Regions from separate parts of the Homo sapiens genome. Here regions 2 and 3 are each linked to region 1. Evidence: chromatin loops called from intact Hi-C (ENCODE). Cell type or tissue: PC-3. All regions are shown on one strand. Region 1 overlaps LOC101928516 (a long non-coding RNA gene). Region 2 has its middle 290 kb from the start of CD109. Region 3 has its middle 160 kb from the start of CD109.

Region 1 (8,000 bases):
TCAGGATGTTAATCATCCTTGGCCACTGAGTAATAAAAGGCAGTAGCTCTTTCCAGTCATTGTGACAACCAAAAATGTCCCACAAATTTCCAAACATCCTCCATGGGATATTTATCATCCTGTCTGAAGAACCACTGGGCTAGATAATGAGAGCTTCTGAATGCCAGGATGAAATGCCAGGATGCTGTCAGGTTTTTTGTGTGAAATAGTTCTGTTTTTATTTTCCTATTTCATTTATGTAAGTGTACGTAAAACTTTACTTTTCTTAATGGTATTTACAACCCATCCACATCTGTATTATCTGTGGCTAAATTCAATTCAGAGTTAATTCAAATTAATTATGATTCCTATGGCATCCGTTACATACTGCCTTAACCTTAGTTTATTGCTGTTTATAATTATCTTTATTTATAGCAGGTTTGGGTGAAACTTAGGGGAACCAAGGGGTTCATCAACATCTGGAACAATTTTTCAAAAATTTCGGATTTTCTAAAACCCAAACATGCTGCCAAGCACCTCTTCCCACCCTCTTTCTCTAAACTTTGAAAACACATATATTTTAGAGAACAGTGATTCCATGTGTTTTTAATTCATTTTAGTTTGTATCATCAAAATGTTTTTAAAAAGTGATTTGGCATCCAGGAAGCCCATTGAGCCTTTAAAATAAATAAACTTTTAACAACTTAAAAATACCATACAAATATATTGAAACAGCAAAAGGATAAAGTTTTCATGGAGACTGATTGAGATTGAAATTTGGCAAAATTATTTTTCCACATTGATTTATAGTGTTTCATCCAACTTCCAATCCAATCTGGAGAGAATGAATTGAGTTAGTTAATCTTAGAAAAAAAAAACTACCATATCAAATTCTCTTCACCAAGACATACATCATTAGGGAGAAAATATTTAAAAATCAACTTGAATCATGGTTTGTTAATTTTTAATATTGGGGATTTTTACTATATATCTGGTGATAATGATGTAAGAAACTTTTAGGATAAAATGGAAAATGTGAGAAGTAACAAGGATAATGTAATTTGAGAAGGAAAATAAATTTAGTTATGAGTTACTTATGATTGTGACAGAAGTCAGTGATTCCTATGATTTGAGAGAAGACTAAAGTTTAGCCTCTCTCTGTCTCTTTCTCACACACACACATGCACATACACACACACACACACATGCACAGAAAGAGAGAGAGAGAACTATGTAAATATCCTGGTCCATTTATTAAAGTAAATTCCACTACAGCAACTAGACTGAGGCAAAAGAGTTAAGTGATATAGAATAGATAACAGTCCTATTTAAGCCTGTCTATTTGAAGTAACTGATGAAAATTTTCAAGAGGATTACAGAGATGACTTTTGAGCATTTGAAAGTAAGAACTCTGGAGTTACTCTAAAGAATAGAGATAAACATTATTTAACAAAGTTGTGAAAAATGTCAAATATTATTGGTATGGTAATGGAAATTTAAATGAAATACCATTTTTTACTTCACATTAGAAAAGATGTTTATCTGAAGAATATCTTATGATCTCCCACATTATTCAAGGTCTCCAACAGGAACATTCATATGCTGCTGATAAAAATGTAAAATAAATTTGAAGATGCATATTGAGTCTAAAAATGTTAATGCAGTAGTCCTTCCTTATCCAAGGTTTTAATTTCTGTGGTTTCAGTTACCCTTGGTCAACCACAATCTGAAAATATTAAATGGAAAATTCCAGAAATAAACAATTCATAAGTTTTAAATTGTAAGCCATTCTGAGGAACATGATCAAATTTCTGCCATCCCATTCTGTCCTACCTGGGATGTGAATAATCCCTTTGTCTAGTGTATCCACCCTGTAGACACTACTTGTTAGTTACCTAGTAGCCGTTTTGGTGTCAGATTGACTGTTGTGATATCTCAGTGCTTGTGTTCAAATAACCTTTATTTTACTTAATAATTGCTTCAAAGTGCAAAAGTAGTGATGCTGGCATATTGTTATAATTTTTCTTTTTTTTAATAGTTGTTAATCTTTTACTGTTCCTAATTTTTATATGAAACTTTATCATATGTATGTTCGTATAGGAAAAAACAGTATATATGGGGTTCTGTACTATATCTGGTTTCAACCATCCACTTATCTCCAGTGGATAAGAGGGGGACTACTGTAATCTTTAACCCAGTAATTCTACTCTTGAGAATGATTATATGTTGAGCTGAGGCAAAAAAAATGTGAAACAATCTGAGTGTCTAAACATAAGGAAGGGTTAAACATAATGTCCACACAATGGAAAAATAATGTTTATGAAAGGCTTATGATAAATTAGAGATGTTTATGTAAAGTGCAATACAAAATATGATGGCAGTGTTTCAAGTTGCATAGAAGAAATATACAATATGCATAGAAGAAACATATGAAGTATAAAAGGAATAGTGATTTTATTCTATTCATTTCATAGCACTGAGTCAGAACTACTGGCAGAACTCTAGTATTCAATAGTTCCTAGCTTTATTTTAGCAGATAGTAAGTGCTCAGTAAATGAAGGCTATTTTTTATATTAAAGCTCTCAAATTAATTGCATGTAAAGTTATTTTTCTTCTTTAATAAAAAGGAAATTATTGGGGAAAAAGCAAGACTTTTCTCATAGCATTTGAGAATAAAAGTTACGTGGTTACCTAATTTTACAAGCTAAAGTTTCAGAAACATAAAGATATTTGAATAGAAAAATCTTCATACTTTAAATTACAATTTGAATTAGTTTTAATAATTGTGAAAATTAATTTCTTCACTGAAAGGTAAATTCTTACTATTAACATTTTTACTATGTGTAGTTGGCGTATTGAATTTGAGGGGCAAGTTGCGTGCCCTAGTCAAGCCAGACTGGACTACCATGGCCAATAGGAGCAAGAAGTCCAGTATATTCCCCTCCAAGGTCCAATTATTTTTCTTTTATACTCTTATGAGTCCCTATTTTCAGTGGTCTGGAAAGTGGAAGAGAATTCTCTGATTTATTCCTGGTTCAGTATGCCAGCTGTGGCAGAGGGTTCCTGTCTCCAGAGTAGAAGCTGCCTTCCTGGGCTGTGTTGGAAACAAGAAAGGTGGTGCAGAGTCCACTGTGCAGCAGTCATTCTGAGTTCTGAATCAATCCTGCTTGCTTCTGGAAAGGTGGACTCCCCCAGTTTCTAGGCTGCCTCTGATTTTAAAAAGAATTCCCCACAAACTTATCAGTGCCTTCAAGGTCAAAGTTCTATCAATTCCTGAGCCAAAGCATTTCCATGGGGGCAAAGGCTGCCTACAGGAGAGAATCAGGACAAGTTTTGATGTCCATCATCTTTCAGGTGAGTCATGACGATGAGCTGGGCTCCAGTGGAAATAAGCCAGTGAGTAAGGCTGATTAAGCAGCCAAGCTGTATCCTGAGGGAAACATGGGCAATGGAAAGCATCAGATTTCCTGGGTCAAAGCTATCCTGAGCTCAGGCACTGGGCTAACTGTCCCAGATTCAGCCCTTTCAGGGGAAGGAATGTAGATTCTTATTTCAGTCTCAAAGAAACTCTGTGCTTTAGAGAACTGAGTCTCCAGTGTTTCAACCCTGTCAGCATTCTGCACTACTATTAGGTTGAACTATATGAAATTGTTATTTTTGTAAGTCACCAATGGTTGGATGTTGGCAGTTTCATAAGGTTCATTCTAATAGTTCCTGGGACACAAATGACTCGAAGTAGGTCAAGACAGGTTCAGCACTTGTACTGTGCATGTTAATCTGAGTCCTCCAAGAAGCAGATGCTAAGATGGAACAAAACAGGCAAGGATTTTATTAGGAGGAAATGCCTGCATGTAAAAGAAGTAGGAAGAGAGTTGAGCCAGTCATCAGAATGTGATGCTAGTCTGACCTCAAGTGAAGGAGAGAGGGAGAGAAGGTTGGCTGCAAGCCGCCTAGATTTCTATATCGTCTCAGGAAACTTTAGGGGAGTTCTCTAGCCAAGTCAGCCAAAAAGAAGTCTCACGTCCCCTGGAGACAGGTCATTGGCAGGAAGCAGCCTATGAGAGATGTGGCCATGGCACAAATGCAGGGATAGGTTTCAGGGAGTGGTGGCTGGGGCCTCAGTCAAACACACTTTTTGTGGTTGGAAGCCCACCAGGTGTATTCTCATGCCTACCACACCCTGAGACTCAGAAGCACAGATGATGCCCTGATTCAGTCCAGGACTTGCTCTCTCCCTTCACTCTCTACCCTTGTTTTACCTGTATTTTAGGAGTCTTGTTGTTCATCGTTGCCTCATGAGGCCATCTAAATCTACCCTGACTTTTATGGAGAGGAAGTTGGTGACAGGTAATAGGACTGTGGTCCTTTCTATTATAGAAAATCATTGGCTCCTCACGCAAATCGACCCACCCCTTATTGGTGCTGTCTGTATCAGAGGAGTGAATGCTTTGACCAGTAAAACAAAAATCTCTAATTTTTTTATCTCCAAGCACAAGGTTCAGCATGACAAAAACCTGCAAAACTAATAGAGGCTCTTAAAATATGCTTTGGATGACCTTTCCAATGCCTGTGTAGAGCATCTAGCTGCTTTTTGTCCCTGTTGAAGGAGAAATTGCATCTGCTAGGGCTCCCAGCTGCATAGCTAACAGCTTATTAAAAGAAAACTCAAACAATAACAAAGTTAACACTTACCAAATGTGCAAGTAAAACCTTATATTATCAAATACCCTCTCTAAATATCATTTAGTTTTTATATAGTCAAAATGTGATATTTGAAAGTGAAATCTACATAGATCTATATCTTATAGATGTGCTAATGTGTTAGAAATACAACAGAATACACATTATGATGAAGTTTTTACTAGGAAAATTAAAATGGAAATTGAATAATTAGGTAAACCAAATTGAACACTATTTTCAGTCTAGCTTAGTTTCTTTGCTAATAGAAAGTGTGTATATTGGGAAAAAGAAGTTAACCAAGCTTTTTGGATAATTTTTCATTATGTGTCTACTTCCCTAGTATGAACCTAGTATTCTTTCGGGAGAATATTTTAACCAAGATCTTAAAAGGTACACATAAATTAAGCTTATGTGCAAAACAAAGACAGAAAAACTGTGGAAATAAATATTTAAAGGAAGAACTTGACTTCTTCTGTTTGAAAAGGAGATTAAAACTATCCACACAAAGCATCCGGGAGATCTGGCAAACATGCCCTGGCACTTTCCCTACACAAAAGACAGAGTCTTACACAATTCTTCCATTCACTCATGGGCTCATTTCTGTTGGCCACCCATGCTCCCCGAAGACAGCTTATGGAACTGGATTGCATCAGCAAGGCGTGATGGATGAGCAGGGACATCACCAGGGAGGGAGTACTCTGCCTTTGGCTTGGTTTAGTGTCAGATGTGAAGGAAAGAGGAGCAGTAAATTTGGAAACTATGTTGGAAGAAACTAAAATTTATTTTTAATCTCTGTAAGTTCCAAAGAAGGAATAAAACCTGCAAATTTGATAGTGAGATGATTGGGCTAATTTGTAATGTAATTCATCAAAACACAGGAACTGGAGTTCAGCCCTTCAGGCACGGGGAGATGCTTAGGAAAAATTGCATGTTAATTTCCCCATTTGGGATTTCTTATATAGACTTCAAATTCTAATTCTACAAGTGCAACTAGAAAGTCAGAAAAACTACAGTCTTCTGTAAACTTTGCTTTTTGATTCAGCTAGGTTTTCATATGATATTGGAAGAAAACCTCCGTGAATAGGGGGTTAAACAGAAATGAAAAGGATTTAACATATCAGCACATAAATTTAATTAAGGGCTAAAACCCAACAGTATCACAGAAAGCTTAAATGAACAAGCTTCAGAGGGATTTGCCAAATTAATTTTGTCAATGCTACCAATTAATGCTGCATTTAGAGCTGAGAGCTGTGAGGAGAGATTTTTGCAAGGATAATTGTGGGATTTCCTTGACTCTTGTGTCATCTTGCCACCAAGATTGTGCTTGTGTCGATTGGTTTTGTTGAATGCATTTTTGTGGCAATGTCTCCCTGCTTATTTTACAGTAATTCTCAGTAGGCTGTGCAAGGACCATACAATACTTCAGTGATGCTGTACTCTCATTTAGGAAAATAGGATCCTGAACTGCCAATTAAATTTATGCTAACTGAATCAAAGAAGGGCTTTTCATAACTATTTTGGCAATCAACATAAATTGTTGATGAGGTAGTATGTGGAAAGCCCTGTGCTGGTGATAATGGTGGATACAAAATTGCATCATTTATAGATCCTGTCCTTATTGACTTACAGTTCGTATGTAGGATAAGACATACCCAAATGACTAGAATAGAAAGTATAAAATGAAAAGTATTGCAAAAGAATTGTGGATGGTTTGAGAAAGTCAGAGGGGATGAGAGGTTACTTGCACATGTGATGGAAATAAAGCTCTCTTCAGAGATGAGGAAAGAAATTCAAGAGAGCAGAAGGTGTGAACAAATTGTGATGTTAAAAATGTCAGAGTATAGATTGCAATGAGCAAGTCATTCAATTGGGCTGGAGTAGAGGAGTCATTAAGAAGAGTAGGCAGAAAAAAAGTTGGAAAAATAGGATATTGGCCATGTCATAGGAGCTTGAGAACGGTAGAGAAAAGGGGGTTGGCTCTATAATAGATAGTGAAGAGCTAATGAATGTTTTTGAGCAGGCAAGTAGTTTATTCAGAATTGTGAGCAGGAAGAATATACTGTAAAGTGGTTTAGGACTGGAGGATATTCTGAGGGAGAGAGACTTATAGGAGGCCTTTCTAATATCATAGTTGAAGGGTGATAAGGACTAAACGACAGAGGAAGGGTTAACAGAGATAAGAATTATTTAGAAATATATTGCAGAATTGAAATGTATAGAATTTAGCTAAAACTTGGGGATGGAGGATAAGAGAAAAAAGTGAGAGGCTTGATGTAGTTTGGATATGTGTCCCTACTCAAATCTCATGTTGAATTGTAATCCCCAGTAATGGAGGCAGGGCCTGGTGGGAGGTGATCAGATTACGGAGATGGATTTCTCATGAATGGTTTAGCTCCCATCCTCTTGGTGCTGCCCTCTTGATAGGGACTTCTTGGGAGATCTGGCTGTTTAAAACTACATGGCACATTGCTGTCTCTCTCTTGCGCCTGCTTTCACAATGTGAAGCACCTGCTGCCACTTTGCCTCCTGACATGAGTAAAAGCTCCCTGAGGCCTCCCCAGAAGCAGCTGCCACCATGCTTTCTGTACAGCCTGCAGAATCATGAGCCAATTAAATTTCTTTTCTTATAAATTACTCAGTCTCAGGCATTTCTTTATAGCAATGTGAGAATGGATTAATACAGAGGTGATACCAGAATTTTAAATCTTGATGCCCTGGAAGATGGCCACACTATTAGTAAAACTGGAGAAGTCAAGAGGAGGAGCTGGATGAAGGGAGAAGGGGGAAAATATACTGAGTGTGAAGGGCAGATGGGATATGTGGACAGCTTCAGGAAGCAACTGGAAATACACAGCTGAAATATAAAAGAGAGAACTTGGCCTGGATTTCAGGTTTGGAGGCCATGTCTCTAGAAGTGTCAACTGAAGACAGGGGATTGAATAGATTGTTCAAAGGAATAAGGTAGTTGAGAAAGAGAAGTGAAAATGTTAAGGGCAAAAACTTGGATCATATACATTTCAGGAGTGAAAGAAAGGAAAAAGAGAAATCATCAGAGTTCTGGGAGGAGACCCAGAGAACAATGTCTCATTGGAAGCCAAGGGAAAAGAAGACAAAGAGAAGGTAATCAACAGGAGAGAAAGAATGAGAGAATGAGGGAAAAGACTATTGAATCTTGGTGTTCATTCATTTAGGCTTCAAGTCCTCTGGATTTTTCATTCGAAAGATTTCCTTTTTGGTCTGAATTATTCTTTTTGCAAATTAGCTTTGCCCTAACCTAGACAGCTTGCTCTCAAATTTGTTCTAAGAGACACAGTTGTGTTAATACTGTATAAAGCCTCATT
Region 2 (8,000 bases), 87 kb before region 1:
ATTAAGGTTTTCTATATACATAAGATCATCTCATCTGCAAACAGGGACAATTTGCATTTAAAAAAATAATTTGGATGACTTTTATTTCTTTTTTGCCTAATTGCTCTGCCTGGGACTTCTAGTACTATGTTAAATAGGAGTGATGAGAGTGTGTATCCTTGTCTTGTTCCTGATCTTAGGTGAAGAGATTTCAACTTTTCATTGTTGAATATGATGCTAGCTGGGGGTTTGTCATATATGGCCTTTATTAATTTGAGGTACATTCCTTCTGCACCTAAGTTGTTGAGTTTTTATCATGCAAAGATGCCACATTTTGTTAAATAGCTTTTCTGTATCTATTGATGATCATATGGTTTTTGCCCCTCATTCTATTAATGTGGTGTATCAAATTTATTGTTTTGTCTATGTTGAACCATCCATGCACCTCAAAGGTAAATCCCACTTCATCACGGTGAATAATCCTTTTAATGTGCTGTTGAATTTGGTTTGCTAGTGTTTTGTTGAGAATTTTTTGCATCTATGTTCATGAAATATATTGACCCATATGGATCTATTTTCAAAAAGCTGTGTTATTCTGGCACATCAGTAAGTGAAAAAGAATACAGTCAGCTCCAATAAGTTGGTTGTGAAATGGGATGGATCCGTGGGATGTTTACCATTCTCAGAATTCCATTCGGGGCCATCAGTTATGATGACAAGGTCTTTTAGTAGGGTGTATTTTGGATTAAGGCAGGATATCTTGGTTCTTATGGTTCTGAGACCAGCAGACTGTGTGAATTTGAGTGAGTCAATTCCCTCTCTGTGCATTTGTTTCCTCATTTAGAAACAAATAGTTGGGATTCCTTAGTTTTTAAAACTTTTAAAGTTAAACAGTCTAGGAATCTTACTAGTGCCATTCAACAGTTATTAATCATGAGTTTCATCTCTACTTTGTTTTGTCTTTCTCCACTTAAACTCCTCCCACACCTTATCAGAAGAGCTTGAATGAAGGAAAAGAAAGATCACAGTTTAGAGACAAAGGAAGAAATTGTTAATAGGTTATTAACAAGAAGTGTCAGTTTCTGTCTATCCCTGCACCATCTTGGGGCTTATCGTCAAAAGGTTTACCTCCCAGCATCAGCTCTGTGTGATTCCTGAGACATTGAGAACCAAGCCAGATAGCAGTCAGGAGCTCTATCTCCACCATTGGAGAAAGAGAATAGAAAGGATGTGATACTTGTCTGAATCACTCTCACTAATTGCAGAATCTCCTAGTCTTGGGAAGGCTTTGGGTATACTGAGGTACAGCTTTCAAATTCTAGGCTCCTTCTCTGTTTCTTGTATCCCAGTTTTCTACTCAAACTAGAAGGCCTTGACCTTCTACTTAGCTATTATAAGCTGCCTGCTCCTCACACTATAACAGATGGTGTTTCTTGTCCCCATACCTTCAGTCACTGTCTGACATTTAATTTCACAGAACATAAGCCTCAATGTGCCCCTGATGCTTTTACCCACTAGACTAAAAGTATAGATGCATCCTGCTGACTTCTGCTATTGGCTTCCTTTCACCATATTGATCTCTGGGGTCTGGACATTAGTATTAATTGAGCCCAAAGTTTTTATGTGCTCTTCCTTTGCAATTTGGACTTCAGATCACCCTTGATTCATAATTCAGTTAGATCCTAGCCTCATCCTTCTGTTCAGTCTTTCTTATAGACTACCATTGAAATCTTAGAATTTCTATCAGTTAACCATATAGAGTTTGACACATGGGAAAATAAGCTCTCATATTACTGATGTTTTTGGAGTGCTATTATGCAGTGGAGCCTCCCAAGGGTTTTCATTGTTTGGCATATATTTCTCCTGGAAACCTGAGATATAAGCATTCTAGAGGCAAAATATTTTAGAGTTGAGTTGACCACATCAACAGAAATGCTTACATAGTTTTCTTATCTTTAATAGGTAACAACTGCATTGCAAATTGCCCTGCCAGAACTAGTGAGGAAATTAATTAATTGCCTGTTTATAATACATGGAGTCATTTCTGAGTGTGCTCAATTCACTTGTCCAGAAATAACTCCAAAAATGAATTGCACATTAGATTTACTGCCTATAATTTTGTAGCTTGTAGATGCTATGGTGAGAAGCACCACAAATTTACTAATTTAGAAACAATTTGGGAATAGTTGAGTGGATATAAAGATATGTGATTCTGCTTTATGTACTCATATTTTGAGAGAAAGTATTTATGAGTTTGACCAGAAGGAGCTTTTGATTCCCATTAGTGGTCACAGCTGCTCACTGTGAACGTGGCAAGTTTGCTACATTGAAATGTTAATGTCTAACAGCTTAGTTGTCACGTCAAAAGGTATGAGGCAAAATTAAAATATGTTTTTGAGTGTTTGAAAATTCCTATGGAAATTATTCTTATTCCAAATGGTATAAATTTAGAAGAAATAAATATTTTTTGGCATTTGAAATAATTATTTGGGCATCATCATTTGTAATGGCTCCAGCTCTTTGACCCATTGCCAAGGCAACTGCATTGATAATATAGACCCCTTTATGGTGTATAAAGTAGGGAGATTCCAGACCATGGAGGTTTGTTGGAATTCAAGACTTAGTTCTTGCAAAATTGATTTCAGAGAATTATAGAGTGTTAAGTCTGCAAGTGCCCTTTGAGATCATTTAAACCAGGCCCTTGTTTTAAAGTTGAAGGAATTGAGATACAGGAGATTAAAGGAGTTGACCAAGGTCACACTTCTTTTTAGCAGAAGAAATTCTTGCAGAATTCAAGACTCCTGAGTCCCAGTTTGATTTTCTTTGTATCATAAGCTGGAAAGAATTAGAACTAAATGAGAGAAACAAGAGCTAAAACATTGCTTTCTCAGATGCCTTTATGTAGATTTCTGGTGAGGAAACTGAGAAACATAAAAGGGGATCTTACTCACATTTTATTACTGTTCTCTTAGATGGGTCTATAGTAATTTGTTTTTCATGTTTCCAATTTGATACTTTGACCTCTTTTGAATTTTATGCATAATTAAAATGGACGATTCCTTTGGATTTATGAGTTGGCTTTTGTTTTCAGTCAGTTATGGAACTGATGCCAGATAAATGAGTTCCAAGGAATTATGCAAAGTTTCTGTGAAGTTAGGGATAACTATCCCACATGCTAAGAAAACGTGCCTTTGCCTTCTTGTTTGGTGACTGCATGCATTTAATTATGCACAGAATGTACTGCTGAAAGTCTGACTGGATACCTTCCACTTAGGAAAGGCTAATTAGTGACAGTGATGTTCTGAGTAGGCTGCCAAGCAAGAGGCTTCGTGATGGCAGCCAGATGGGGCAACTGAGCAGACAGCACAGGCCTCTGGAGGGCAGTGCCAACTTAACAGTCAGTCATCAAGCTATGTGTTTCTGGCTAAATGGAATGAAAGGTACTGAATGTTTTGGATGTGCACTGTTTTTAGAGTTTAAGACATGCAAAGACAAGTAATTATGTATTGGGTTAGTACTTTTTTTTTTAATCCTAGTTGTCCTGGACTCATTTTGGAGTTCTAACCTGGGTGATGTAGAGAAAAGCTCACTAGACAAGAGTATCAGCAGATCTTCAATCTAATTCCAGGTCTGCCACTAATCAATTGTGTACCCTTCAGCCTCTACCTTCAGTGTTCTTAATTTAAAAATTAAGTACTTCTATGATTTTGTCTCTAAAATCTCTGAGCCATCTTGCTCTTCTTTTCTGCCCAATTTCCCTAGGCCCCGCTGATTGTAGGTTTGCTTACCTCTGGCTTTAAAAGAGGTACATCAATATTCTCTCTGTAGATAAAACTTTTTCTGCCTTGGCTACCAGGTCAGGCTTCTTTTTCAGGAGAGAAGCTTTTTGACAGCATCACCCTTTCAAGGTAGTGACTGTCATCTATCATCAAGGCTTACCAAAATAGCCTATTTGCAAAAATGCTTAGTGATGGCATTCATAACTGGATGGAAAAATCAGTAATTCATGATCTTGGTTTATTGATCCTTGTATTGGGTTAAATTGTGCACCACCTACCCCTTCATATGTTGAAGTCCTAGTCCCCAGTACTTCAGAATGTGACTTTATTTGGAAATAGCATCATTGAAGACGTAATAAGTTGTTAGGATAAAGTTATATTGAAGTAGGGTGTGTTCCTAACAAAATACAACTGATGTCCTTATTTTTAAAAAATTTGGACACAGAGTTTCACACAGAGAGAATGCCATGTGAATACTGGAGTTACGCTGCCACAAACAAAAAAAGTACCAGAAGAGGACTGGGACAGACCTTTTTCTAGTGCCTTTAGAGGGTACATGACCCAGTCAACACCTTGATCTTGGACTTCTGGTTCCCAAAATGGTGAGACAATAGATTTCTGTTGTTGAAGCCAATCAGTGCATGGTACTTTGTAACAACAGCCCTAGCAAATGAATATAATCCTAACAGAAATTAGATAGGTCATTGAAATATGTGTAAAATGTGGGTTTTTCTAGATGGTTAGGAAATTGCAGTGACTTAGTCCTGCCTCCTCCAATGCACTGTATTCTCCATCAAGGTCAATATCACTGGGTTGTTCAAAATGATAGTAATTTTTGTATAACTTAGGATATGCAATACATTTATTAGGATGAATGCAACCCATTCAGGGGTAATACCATTTATCATTCTTTAATATTTGATTATGTTTATGGTCTCTCAACTTAAACTGGCCTCAGAAGCAAACAGATATATAAAACTAGCAAACAGATATGTAAAACTATCTTTGACTTTAAATAGCATTTGAAGTGCAGAAATTCTCATTTACCAAATAAACAAGGGGAAAAGTTTGATCTTAAACTTTTCTTCGCAGAATAGGTCAATTCACAACTTTAGCTTTTGATCATAGTAGCAATGAAGAGAGGAATTAACTGTGATCACTTTATATTACTAAGACCTGTCATCTAAATCTATCTCCAAAGATACCCCAAACCCAAAATATACTGAGAAAACTAGAAAAGAATTTATACAGCAGGGAGTAGGATGTGGGTGTGTGAAGAGAAAAGCCTAGAGTGAAAGGCACATTTTTTTCAGCACTTAGGTCCCAGCTGGAACCTCATTAATACTTATTAAAAAGAGTCATCTCTAGATATCCCCTATTTTCTAAGTGGGGGAATATTTTCTTTAAATCAACATATGCTACCCAGAAAAATCCAGGAATTTTAGATATTTTGGAAATTATTTGGGAATTCTATGGCTTTGGTTTATGTTATTTGTCTAGTACTCTATGATACTCCCTCAAGCAGGTAGTCACTATATCCCCCGCAGTCAGTTTGATTCACCTCTGCATTAGTACCATGTGGGTCTCCAAATACCTTGCTGGATGCTCTGTGATGCCCAGACAACTTTAGTCTGGGAGAATAATGTTGGTCTGCCCACAGATTGAAATCCCAGGCATGAGCATGGTCAGTACTATATTTTTTTCCTCCTCAATTTGGCTTTTGATCTTGAGATACATTTTCAGTGAGTTCCTTTACCTTAAAAGCGGGAAACAAAAGATTAGCATTATCTCTTTTTGGTACTAAAGAGAAAAGATAACTTGTTTCAAAAACATTTCTGACAAATTCTTTTTTTTTTTTTTTTTTTTTTTGAGACGGAGTCTCGCTCTGTCGCCGTGGCTGGAGTGCTGTGGCGCGATCTCGGCTCACTGCAAGCTCCGCCTCCTGGGTTCACGCCATTCTCCTGCCTCAGCCTCCTGAGTAGCTGGGACTACAGGTGCCTGCCACCATGCCCGGCTAATTTTTTTTAATTTTTAGTAGAGACGGGGTTTCATCGTGTTAACCAGGAAGGTGTGGATCTCCTGACCTCCTGATCCACCCACCTCAGCCTACCAAAGTGCTGGGATTACAGGCGTGAGCCACCGTGCCCGGCTGACAAATTCTAATTATCAGAAGAGGGAATGATGGTAAAAGATATTTTCATGCCGTCTTGGTAATCAACTGGGTAGTTAAAAAATTTATGTTTTTTAGTCCTAGATAGGGTGCAGATAATCTAGTACTTATTCTACTTTAGAGGTAGAAAGAACAGAGGGTTTACATTTTATTATTTTTCTATACTAACCTAAACTCTAAATTTCCTAGCCATAAAGGTAAATAAAGATATCATGATTACAAGCTTCTATTTTTTAGTAGAAAGTAACGTGTCATTTAAACAAGAGAGAAATAACTAACCAGCCTTGGTTTGTTGGAAAGGTCCTGCTTCTTGATGATATGTACTAGGTTGGTAGAAGTCCTGGCAAAAGTTTTATAGAAGAATCTATTCTAAGTAAAGGGAGACCCTACAGGTACTGTTTTATAAACAACGCATAGATTTGTGAGTTATCATGTATAAAATAAATTGGTGGTAAAAATATAACTATCATATGATCCAGCAATTGTACAACTGGGTATCTACACAAAGGAAAAGAAATCATTTTACCAAAAAGACATCTGCATTGCAGCACTATTCACAACAACAAGGGTATGGGTTCAACCTAAGTGTCCATCAATGGAGGATAAGGAAAATGTGGTATATACACAATGGAATACTATTAGCCATAAAAAAGAATAAAATTCTGTCATTCACAGGATCATAGATGAGCTTGGTGGACATTACGTTAAGTGAATGAAATCATGTCTTTTGCAGCAACATGGACGGAACAGGAGGCCATTATCTTAAGTGAAATGACTCAGACATGGAAAGACAAATACTGCATGCTCTCACTTTTAAGTGGGAGCTAAACAATGCATACACTTGGAAGCAGTGTATGGAGTGATGCACACAGAGACTCAAAGGGATGAGGGGAGTGGGAGAAGGGTAGATGATGGGAGGTTGCTTGATGAGTACAATGTGTGTTGCTCCAGTGATGGATGCACTGAAGGCCCTGACTTCACCAAAATATAATATATCAATGTAGCAAAATTGTACTTGTATCCCATTGTGTCCGGAATTGGTGGGTTCTTGGTCTCACTGACTTCAAGAATGAAGCTGCGGACCCCCGCAGTGAGTGTTACAGTTTTTAAAGGTGGCGTGTCTGGAGTTTGTTCCTTCTGATGTTCGGATGTGTTCGGAGTTTCTTCATTCTGGTGGGTTCGTGGTCTCGCTGGCTCAGGAATGAAGCTGCAGACCTTCCTGGTGAGTGTTACATCTCTTAAGGCGGTGCGTCTGGAGTTGTTCGTTCCTCCTGGTGGGTTCGTGGTTTCATGGTCTCGATGGCTTCAGGAGTGAAGCTGCAGACCTTTGCGGTGAGTGTTACAGCTTATAAAGGCAGTGTGGACCCAAAGAGTGAGTAGTAGCAATATTTATTGCAAAGAGCTAAAGAACAAAGCTTCCACAGTGTGGAAGGGGACCCCACGGGGTTGCCACTGGGGGCGGGCAGCCTGCTTTTATTCTCTTATCTGGCCCCACCCACATCTTGCTGATTGGTCCACTTTACAGAGAGCCGATTGGTCTGTTTTGACAGGGAGCTGATTGGTCTGTTTTGACAGGGTGCTGATTGGTGCATTTACAATCTCTGAGCTAGACACAAAAGTTCTCCACCTCCCCACTAGATTAGCTAGATACAGAGTGTGGATTGGTGCATTCACAAACCCTGAGCTAAACACAGGGTGCTGATTGGTGTGTTTACAAACCTTGAGCTAGATACAGAGTGCTGATTGGTGTATTTACAATCCCTTACTAGACATAAAGGTTCTCCAAGTCCCCACCAGACTCTGGAGCCCAGCTGGCTTCATCCAGTGGATCAGGCACCAGGGCTGCAGGTGGAGCTGCCTGCCAGTCCCGCACCATGTGCTGCACTCCTCAGCCCTTGGGCGGTGGATGGGACCAGGCACTGTGGAGCAGGAGGCCGCGCTGGTAAGGGAGGCTCCGGCCGCGCAGGAGCCCACCGCGGGAGGAGAGGGGAGGCTCAGGCATGGCGGGCTGCAGGTCCCGAGCCCTGCCCTGCAGGGAGACAGCTAAGGCCTGGCGAGAAATCCAGCACAGC
Region 3 (8,000 bases), 220 kb before region 1:
CATGTTTCAGAGAGCACAGGGTTGGGGGTAAGGTCATAGATTAACAGGATCCCAAGGCAGAAGAAGTTTTCTTAGTACAGAACAAAATGAAAAGTCTCCTATGTCTACTTCTTTCTACACAGACACAGCAACCATCCGATTTCTCAATCTTTTCCCCACCTTTCCCCCTTTTCTATTCCACAAAACCGCCATTGTCATCATGGCCCGTTCTCAATGAGCTGTTGGGTACACCTCCCAGATGGGGTGGTGGCTGGGCAGAGGGGCTCCTCACTTCCCAGTAGGGGCGGCCGGGCAGAGGCGCCCCTCACCTCCCGGATGGGGCGGCTGGCCGGGCGGGGGCTGACCCCCCACCTCCCTCCCAGACGGGGCGGCTGGCCGGGCGGGGGCTGACCCCCACCTCCCTCCCGGATGGGGCAGCTGGCCTGGCAGGGGCTGACCCCCCACCTCTCTCCCGGATGGGGTGGCTGCCGGGCGGAGACGCTTCTCACTTCCCAGATGGGGTGGCTGCCGGGTGGAGGGGCTCCTCACTTCTCAGACGGGGCGGCTGCCGGGCGGAGGGACTCCTCACTTCTCAGACGGGGCGGCCGGGCAGAGATGCTCCTCACCTCCCAGATGGGGTCGTGGCCGGGCAGAGGTGCTCCTCACATCCCAGACGGGGCAGAGGCGCCCCCCACATCTCAGATGATGGGCGGCCGGGCAGTGACGCTCCTCACTTCCTAGATGGGATGGTGGCCGGGCAGAGACGCTCCTCACTTTCCAGACTGGGCAGCCAGGCACAGGGGCTCCTCACATCCCAGATGATGGGCGGCCAGGCAGAGACGCTCCTCACTTCCCAGAAGGGAAGAGAGGCTGCAATCTCGGCACTTTGGGAGGCCAAGGCAGGCGGCTGGGAGGTGGAGGTTGTAGCGAGCCGAGATCACGCCACTGCACTCCAGCCTGGGCACCATTGAGCACTGAGTGAACGAGACTCTGTCTGCAATCCCGGCACCTCGGGAGGCCGAGGCTGGCGGATCACTCGCGGTTAGGAGCTGGAGACCAGCCCGGCCAACACAGCAAAACCCTGTCTCCACCAAAAAAATACGAAAACCAGTCAGGCGTGGTGGCGCGCGCCTGCAATCGCAGGCACTGGGCAGGCTGAGGCAGGAGAATCAGGCAGGGAGGTTGCAGTGAGCCGAGATGGCAGCAGTACAGTCCAGCTTCAGCTTGGCCTCAGAGGGAGACCGTGGAAAGAGAGGGAGAGGGAGACCGTGGGGAGATGGAGAGGGAGAGGGAGAGGGAGAGCAAATGATGTATTTTCAAAAGTTTATCTTCAAGCTCACTAATTATTTCTTCTGCTTGATCATTTCTGCTACTAAGAGACTCTGATGCATTATTCAATATGTCAATTATATTTTTTAACTCCAGAATTTGTTTGATTCTTTTAAATTATTTCAATTTCTTTGTTAAATTTATCTGATATAATTCTGAATTCTTTCTCAATATTATTTTGAATTTTTTTGAGTTTCCTCAAAATAGCCATTTTGAGTTCTCTCTGAAAGGCCACATATCTTTGTTTCTCCAGGATTGGTCCCAGGTACCTTATTTAATTCATTTGCTAAGGTCATGTTTTCCTGAATGGTCTTGATGCTTGCAAGTGTTTGTTGGTGTCTAGGTATTGAAGAGCTAGGTATTTCTTGTAGTCTTCACAGTCTGGGCTTATTTGTACTTGTCCTTTTTGGGATGGCTTCTCAGGTATTCAAGGGTACTTGGGTGTTATGATCTGAGCCATATCTGCATTAGGGAGCACGAGCACCTCCAGCCCAGTAACATTGTGCTTCTCGCAGACTTAGTGGTCTTGGATAAGGTCTGGAAGAATTCTCTGGGTTGCCAGGCAGATACTGTTGTTCTTGTCACTTACTTTCTCCCAAACGTCTTTCTCTCTGTTCTGAGTCACCTAGAGTTGAGTGAGGGGTGACCCATGTACTCCTGTGGCCATCGCTGAGACTGTACTGGGTCATATCTGAAGTCAGTACAGCACTGGGTCTCACCCAAGGCCCACTGTAACCACTACCTGGCTACCACCTATGTTTGTTTAAGACCACAGGACTCTACAGTTAGCAGGTGGTGAAGCCAGCCAGGCTTGTATTCTTCCCTTCAAGGTAGCAAGTTACCCCAGCCCCTGGACAGGTCTAGAGATGCTATCCAGGAGCCAGGGAGTGGAGTCAAAAACCTTAAACATCTGCCTTTTGTTCTATTTTACTACAGCTAAGCTGGCATTCAAACCATGAGACAAAGTTCTTCCCATTTTTCCTTCCCCTTTCCACAGGCATAGGAGTCTCTTCCTATGGCCATCACCACCACAGGCCTATGGAAAGTACTGGCAGGCTATGGCCAATGTTCTCTTAAGGCCCAAGAGCTCTTCAGTGAGCTTGTGGTGAATGCTGCCAGGCCTGGGACTCACCCTTCAGGGCAGTGGACTCCTCTCTGGACCAGGACAGGTCCAAAACTGTCATCCACAAGCCAAGGCCCAGAATTGAGGACCCCAAGAGCCTTCTTGGCATTGTACTCCACTGTGGTTGAGCTGGTATCTGTATCCTGATTTCTGCTTCTTATAAGATGTTCTTTTTTGTATAGATAGTTATTAAACTTGGCTTTCCTGCAGGGGGGACAATCAGTGGAGGCTTCTATTCAGCCCTCTTGCTCTGCCCCCTCCTTTGCCTTCTATGTTCGCACACTCTCCCATTTGTCAGATGCATTTTCTGTTTCCTTTGAATTCTCATTTCCTTTTGTATATTCTTTATGTGCAGACTTGAGGTATTTTGGAGGTATTATCAGTAAGACTTGGGAATAGATGGGATGTAGGAAGTGAGGAAAAGAGAAGATTCAAAAAGTCTGGCCTTACCTCTAAATATGAAGAGCCCAGAAAAAGAAAAAATGTCTGGCCTTAGTAACTAGGGGATAGGAGAAAGGCACTTATTGAGATGAAGAAAGACTGAGAAAGTGAAAATGTGTGTGTGTGTGTGTCTGTGTTTATCAAGGATTCATTTGAGTGAAGCTTATTTCATCTCATTTCATCCCAGTGAGGAGAACCAGTAGATAGTCAGGACCTGTGAGTAATCTGCCAACGCACAGAATAATGACGTATTAACTAATTATTCTTATATAACACTCTACTCCTATTTTTCTTCTTTTGTAATTTAGAGGAATTTAAACATTATTGAGGAATTCAGAAAAATCCAAAGGAATTCATACTGTGAACATTGGTGTGGGCCATAGAATTTTACTTTAAAAAATTTTTAATTTTGAAATAATTATAGACTCACAAAAAGTTGTACAATAGTACACAGAGGTCCTGTATGCCTGTCATCCAGTGTCCCCCAACAGTGACATCTTATCTAACTATGGTGCATTATTGAAGGCAGAACATTGATTAGCAGGAAACAGTTAACTGGACTACAGACCTTACTTGGCTTCAAGTTCTTTTTACAAGCATTTATTTTTACATGTTTTTTTGTATAATTTTAGGACATTTTCATCACAGGTACAGATTTATGTAACTACCATTTATAGTTAAGACACAGATTTGTTTACTCATCACAAAGGGACTTCTTCATGCTGCTTAGGGTCATCCCCTCCCTATCCTTCCTTAATCCCTAGTAACTACTTATCTATTCTCTGTCTTGATAATGGTAATTTTGAGAATGTTATACAAATGAAATCATACAGTATGTAAGCTTTGATGATTTTTTTTCCATTGAGCAAAATGCACTTAAGATCATCCAAGCTGTCGTGTGTATCAATGTTCATTTCCTTTTACTGCTGAGCAGCATTTCAAGGATTTGGTTTTGATACCCTGCTGGAGTTTTAGCTATGGAGTGTATATTACTTTGCCAACCTGATATAGTGTTCAAATAAAATAATTGAAGTTGATATATTGGGGCATAATAGGCATGACAAAGGAAGAAGAGTCACAAAGAATGAAATCCTCAGCCATTCTCAGGAGAAAACAATAGGGTTGAGAATAATGCTTAGATACCAACACTTCCCCAAATGGTATTTTATAGGATGCTAGCAGGTCTAACGTGAAAAAAAAGTATTTAATGGCAAAGTTTAGGAAATCACAAAAAATGTCATTGCTGTAGGATTTATCTTTAATATAACAATGTATATTTTGAATTCTAAAAGGATATGATATTCCATGCTTTCTGAACCTTTAGCCCACCACATGAATGTCATTTCACCCAGAATATCTCTGGGCTTTTTCCAGGGAAAATATTTTAGATAAAGCTGTTGTAAGTTAATACACAATATGTAAGTACTAAAATAATCGTGAAGTTTTATTGAGTAGTCAGATGTGTTTATTAAATTGGTTTTAAGGTTTATGACAGGGGTAAAATACAATAGAGTTACTCTAATGGTGGAAATATAACAACCAGATATTCAAAATGGAAATTATCTTGTATGACATAAAAATATGCGACCACTAGGGGGCAGAAGAGGATTAGAGGGAAGAAAGTACCTCCCCCAAATTGTTGCCTAATTTTAATGTTCCTGTTGAATACTAAGAATGAAATGAGATCGGAGGGCTTTTTCTCTTTTCTGGGAAAACAGGTGATAAGGTTATTACAATAATCTGCTTACTTCTGTTACCACATACTTTTTAGGATGCATTCTTATTTTTGGCATGTAATTTATGCATAATAATTTGTTATTCTTAGAGTAAAAAAAAAAACCACGTACAGAGTGGGAGTTTCTTTTTGACTTTATAAAAGTAAATCCTGATTTTCAAAACTGAAGAGATCATTAACCTTTGGACAGTTTAGAAAGAGGTACTATTGCCAGATTCTACTGTCATTTCTCTAGCCTGTTTTGGTTAGGGAATAAGTTATGGCAAGTAAAGTTTGACCTAGAATTTGTGGAATTTTAATCTCCTAATGGAATCAAGAATCCTGATTAATCATAGAACACGTATTTATTACTATCTTTTTCCACCTACTTTTGCTTTGTACTTGAAGTATGTTTCTCCCCAGTGCGTCCTCTTTTATAGTCATAGCTGGAGAAGAATAAACATAACAGAAAAAACAGCAAAATGGACTTGTTAGTGGAGGTTTGGTTGCCTGGAGGGCTTCTCAAAGCCTATCTTCATTGTACAGCACTCACCTTCCACATGTTCTTTTTCATTGTGAACTAGCTTTTCTATATAGACACGTTTTATGATAATCCAGGAAACGCTTCTCGTTTGGGAGGACTGTCTAGAAATTCTCTAACAGGAAAGTGCATTACTGGATTTGATACCATAATGAAGGAAGCTTACCTCCATAAGGCCCAGCCATCCTCTTTTTCCCTTCCTTCAATTGAATACTTGTTTGTGATACACTTGTCCTGGTGAGAGAGGGAAGGTCCTGGGGTGGGAGTTTCATCTCCCTAAAGGAGACAGTAATTCCTGGGGCCATCATCTGGGGAAGTTGTGGGTCTTCAGAAAGAAAACTGGAAACCAGGAGGTGGGAGAGGGAGCTCTTGCCTTTCTCTGGGTATTGCTGTCTTGACTTTGGGCAGGGATGTTTAGATACACCCGAGGATGCTCTCAGGAAGGAGGGGTTTAAGATGCCTCTGCCATACAGACAGGCTGGGAAACAGGGAGAAGGGTGAAGATGGGTGAACTACACCACCTAAACCAGATTATTTAGTTGCCCATTTTTTTTCCTTATTCTGTTTTCCCTTAGATGTTAGTGATTTCTAAATGTTTTGGACCTATTTCAGCTATACTGAATGGAATTTAAGGAAGTTAAAATTGTAATGGCAGAGCCATGCCTCCAGGTGAGGCCAGTGTAGAAGTGGTAGCTTTAATAGATGAGATGTTGAAAGCAGAAATTTGAATGTCAGGGTTAAAAAGCTAGAGTCACAGGGCCTAGCCCTCCTTTCTCATGAGAGCTTTTGTTTGTTCATTGCCACCTTAAAGGGTGATGGGGATTCCACTCAGAGTAGGACCCGTGCAAAGAGGGGACAGTTGGTATTTCTTTTCCCATAAAATGCTACAGAGAGCTGCACTCTAAGCTTCCCCCTTGACAGAGTTCTTTCAAATCTATCAGTGATTAGGTAGAAGGAGAAGGCCAAGTAGGGGACTTATCTGTTTATTATCAATTTAGAACTGACTCTCTCACCCAGCTGTTTTCAGGTGAGGAAACCAGAAACAGGTTCAGAGAGGCCGAGTAATGTTCCCAACGTTACAAGGTTAAAGTTGGGGCAGGGGCTAAAACAGGTTTCCTGCATCCAAGTTGTTTTCACATTTCCCCAGATTGGGATGTTTTCACTTTCTTGGCTAGATCTTACTCTGCAATGATACAGAAGTGTCAAGGTACAAGAGACAGAGACCAGTGAAAAGAGGTTTCTACAGGTTCTTTACTTCAAGACAGTGCTGAGCAATATTAGGTGTTAATTGCATTGTCTGCAGGCCCTGTGTTGAAAGTGGGGTTATTTCAAGGACTCTGGGACCCCGAACTTTGTGGCCTATTGGTTGAAGGGCTGAAATAGAAGGATTCTCCTGTGCCTGCATTTGAAAGCATGACAAAGTGAGTGCTTCAGAGGAGTGTGTGTGTGTGTGTTTGTGTGTGTCTAGGTGTAACTCCTTTTACTGCTTCTTTGGGAAAGATATGTTGTGCCAGGTTGCCAGTGTGCCAGATCACTACCCTCTTCCTTTATCCAGTACACAGAAGGATAAATCCTCTCTAATGTTGGGGGGACGTGAAAGAAGCAAGCCATCCCAATTTTAAACAAAGGGGCATTGAGCAGGAGAGTCCAGATGTTTCATTTTCTTTTCCTCAGGGCCGTTTATTTCCTGGGAAAAGAACACCAAGATGTTGATGACAATTGCTTAATAATCACAGAGTATGGACTCTGCTCCTGTGAGAAAGGAAAATCATCATATGACATTGTCAAGGGGCTCATCTGTAACACTTGTCCAGTTTTCTCTCCAATAGGGCAGCTGTTGCTGACCACCATGTGCCACTTGTGGCAGCAGCTGACATTGATTGCTTGACTACAATGTGCCCGGCATTGTTCTAAGTTCTTTACATGTTTAATGCCAGGTAATCCTTCCAAATGCCTTACAGGGTAAGTGCAATATTACAGACAGAGACACTGACAAATGAGGTGAACTATATATCACATGATAGTAGGTGTATAACCTGGACTGAAATCCTAGCGATCTGGTTCCAGAGCATGTATTACTAACCATTATACCACCCTGCCACCTCATTTCACTCACCTGACTTTCACCAAATCCTATTGACCAAGATTAAATCTTTCAGAATTGATCCACAATCCCCTAGCTCCTGGTGTGATCACATACGTTGAAGATGTATGTTTTGCTTGGGGAAAGCAATCTAGAGTAAAAACTGGAGTTTGATGATAAAATAATACAATGCCATTTCAGGAATAATGTTATCTGGGATGTCATTCTGTATTCTTAACTTGATATTATCTTCAAATATACAACTAATATGTATCAAAATATTATTTAGTACTTAACTAAATGGAAAGCAAATGCTTTAAATTTATTGCCTCTTAATTCATCTAGCCACCAAATGGAGAAAGTACAATTATTGTCCCTAGTTTAAAGATGAGCTTAGGGTTGTTGAGTTATTTCCCAATGTTATATAGCTTCTTAAGAGCAGATGTGAGATTTGAACCCACACTGTGACTCCAGTGCCCACATTCTTAATCACCAAGTTTATATCAGCATTCTAGTTGGCTCTCTTGCAATTCAGGACAGACATCTTTCCAATCAGTGAGCATTCCTGAGGATCTGGGAGCAGTATAGGCTTGGTCTTTATGTTCTTGAATTTTGTTTTGCTGATTCTGTTCTTCTCTTGAACCATCTGTGTGCCATTCTTTCTTTCTTTAGTATTCAGCTTTTATCATCTGGCTTTGATTTGCTCAAACTCTTTTCTTCATGCAATTTGTATTGTTTTGGTTTCTTTTTCTATGGAAACCATTTTTTTGGTAGTTAATACAATAATACA

What was found. A loop is a pair of places that touch in the nucleus more often than their neighbours do. Peaks named below come from ENCODE experiments on the same cell type or tissue, not always from the same donor. Only the 100,000 strongest peaks of a DNase experiment are listed, where the experiment ranks them.
Region 2: it touches region 1 in a loop (2.8-fold over the local background); 6 of 110 quality-filtered maps call a loop at or near these places.
Region 3: it touches region 1 in a loop (3-fold over the local background); 4 of 110 quality-filtered maps call a loop at or near these places.

The regions. Positions count from the first base shown.
Region 1 is chr6:74,070,243-74,078,242 of GRCh38, forward strand. The region is part of intron 1 of LOC101928516 (a long non-coding RNA gene); the gene reads left to right. Among named protein-coding and RNA genes, the nearest start is that of CD109, 380 kb to the left of the region's middle. In PC-3, no CTCF peak of the experiment used is centred here; DNase peaks (open chromatin) are centred at 39 and 3,389; H3K27ac peaks cover 2,150 bases.
Region 2 is chr6:73,982,855-73,990,854 of GRCh38, forward strand. No RefSeq gene overlaps it. Among named protein-coding and RNA genes, the nearest start is that of CD109, 290 kb to the left of the region's middle. In PC-3, a CTCF peak has its summit at 3,327 (motif pointing right); no DNase peak of the experiment used is centred here.
Region 3 is chr6:73,850,718-73,858,717 of GRCh38, forward strand. No RefSeq gene overlaps it. Among named protein-coding and RNA genes, the nearest start is that of CD109, 160 kb to the left of the region's middle. RefSeq lists an enhancer at 499-1,082. In PC-3, a CTCF peak has its summit at 4,454 (motif pointing right); a DNase peak (open chromatin) is centred at 4,484.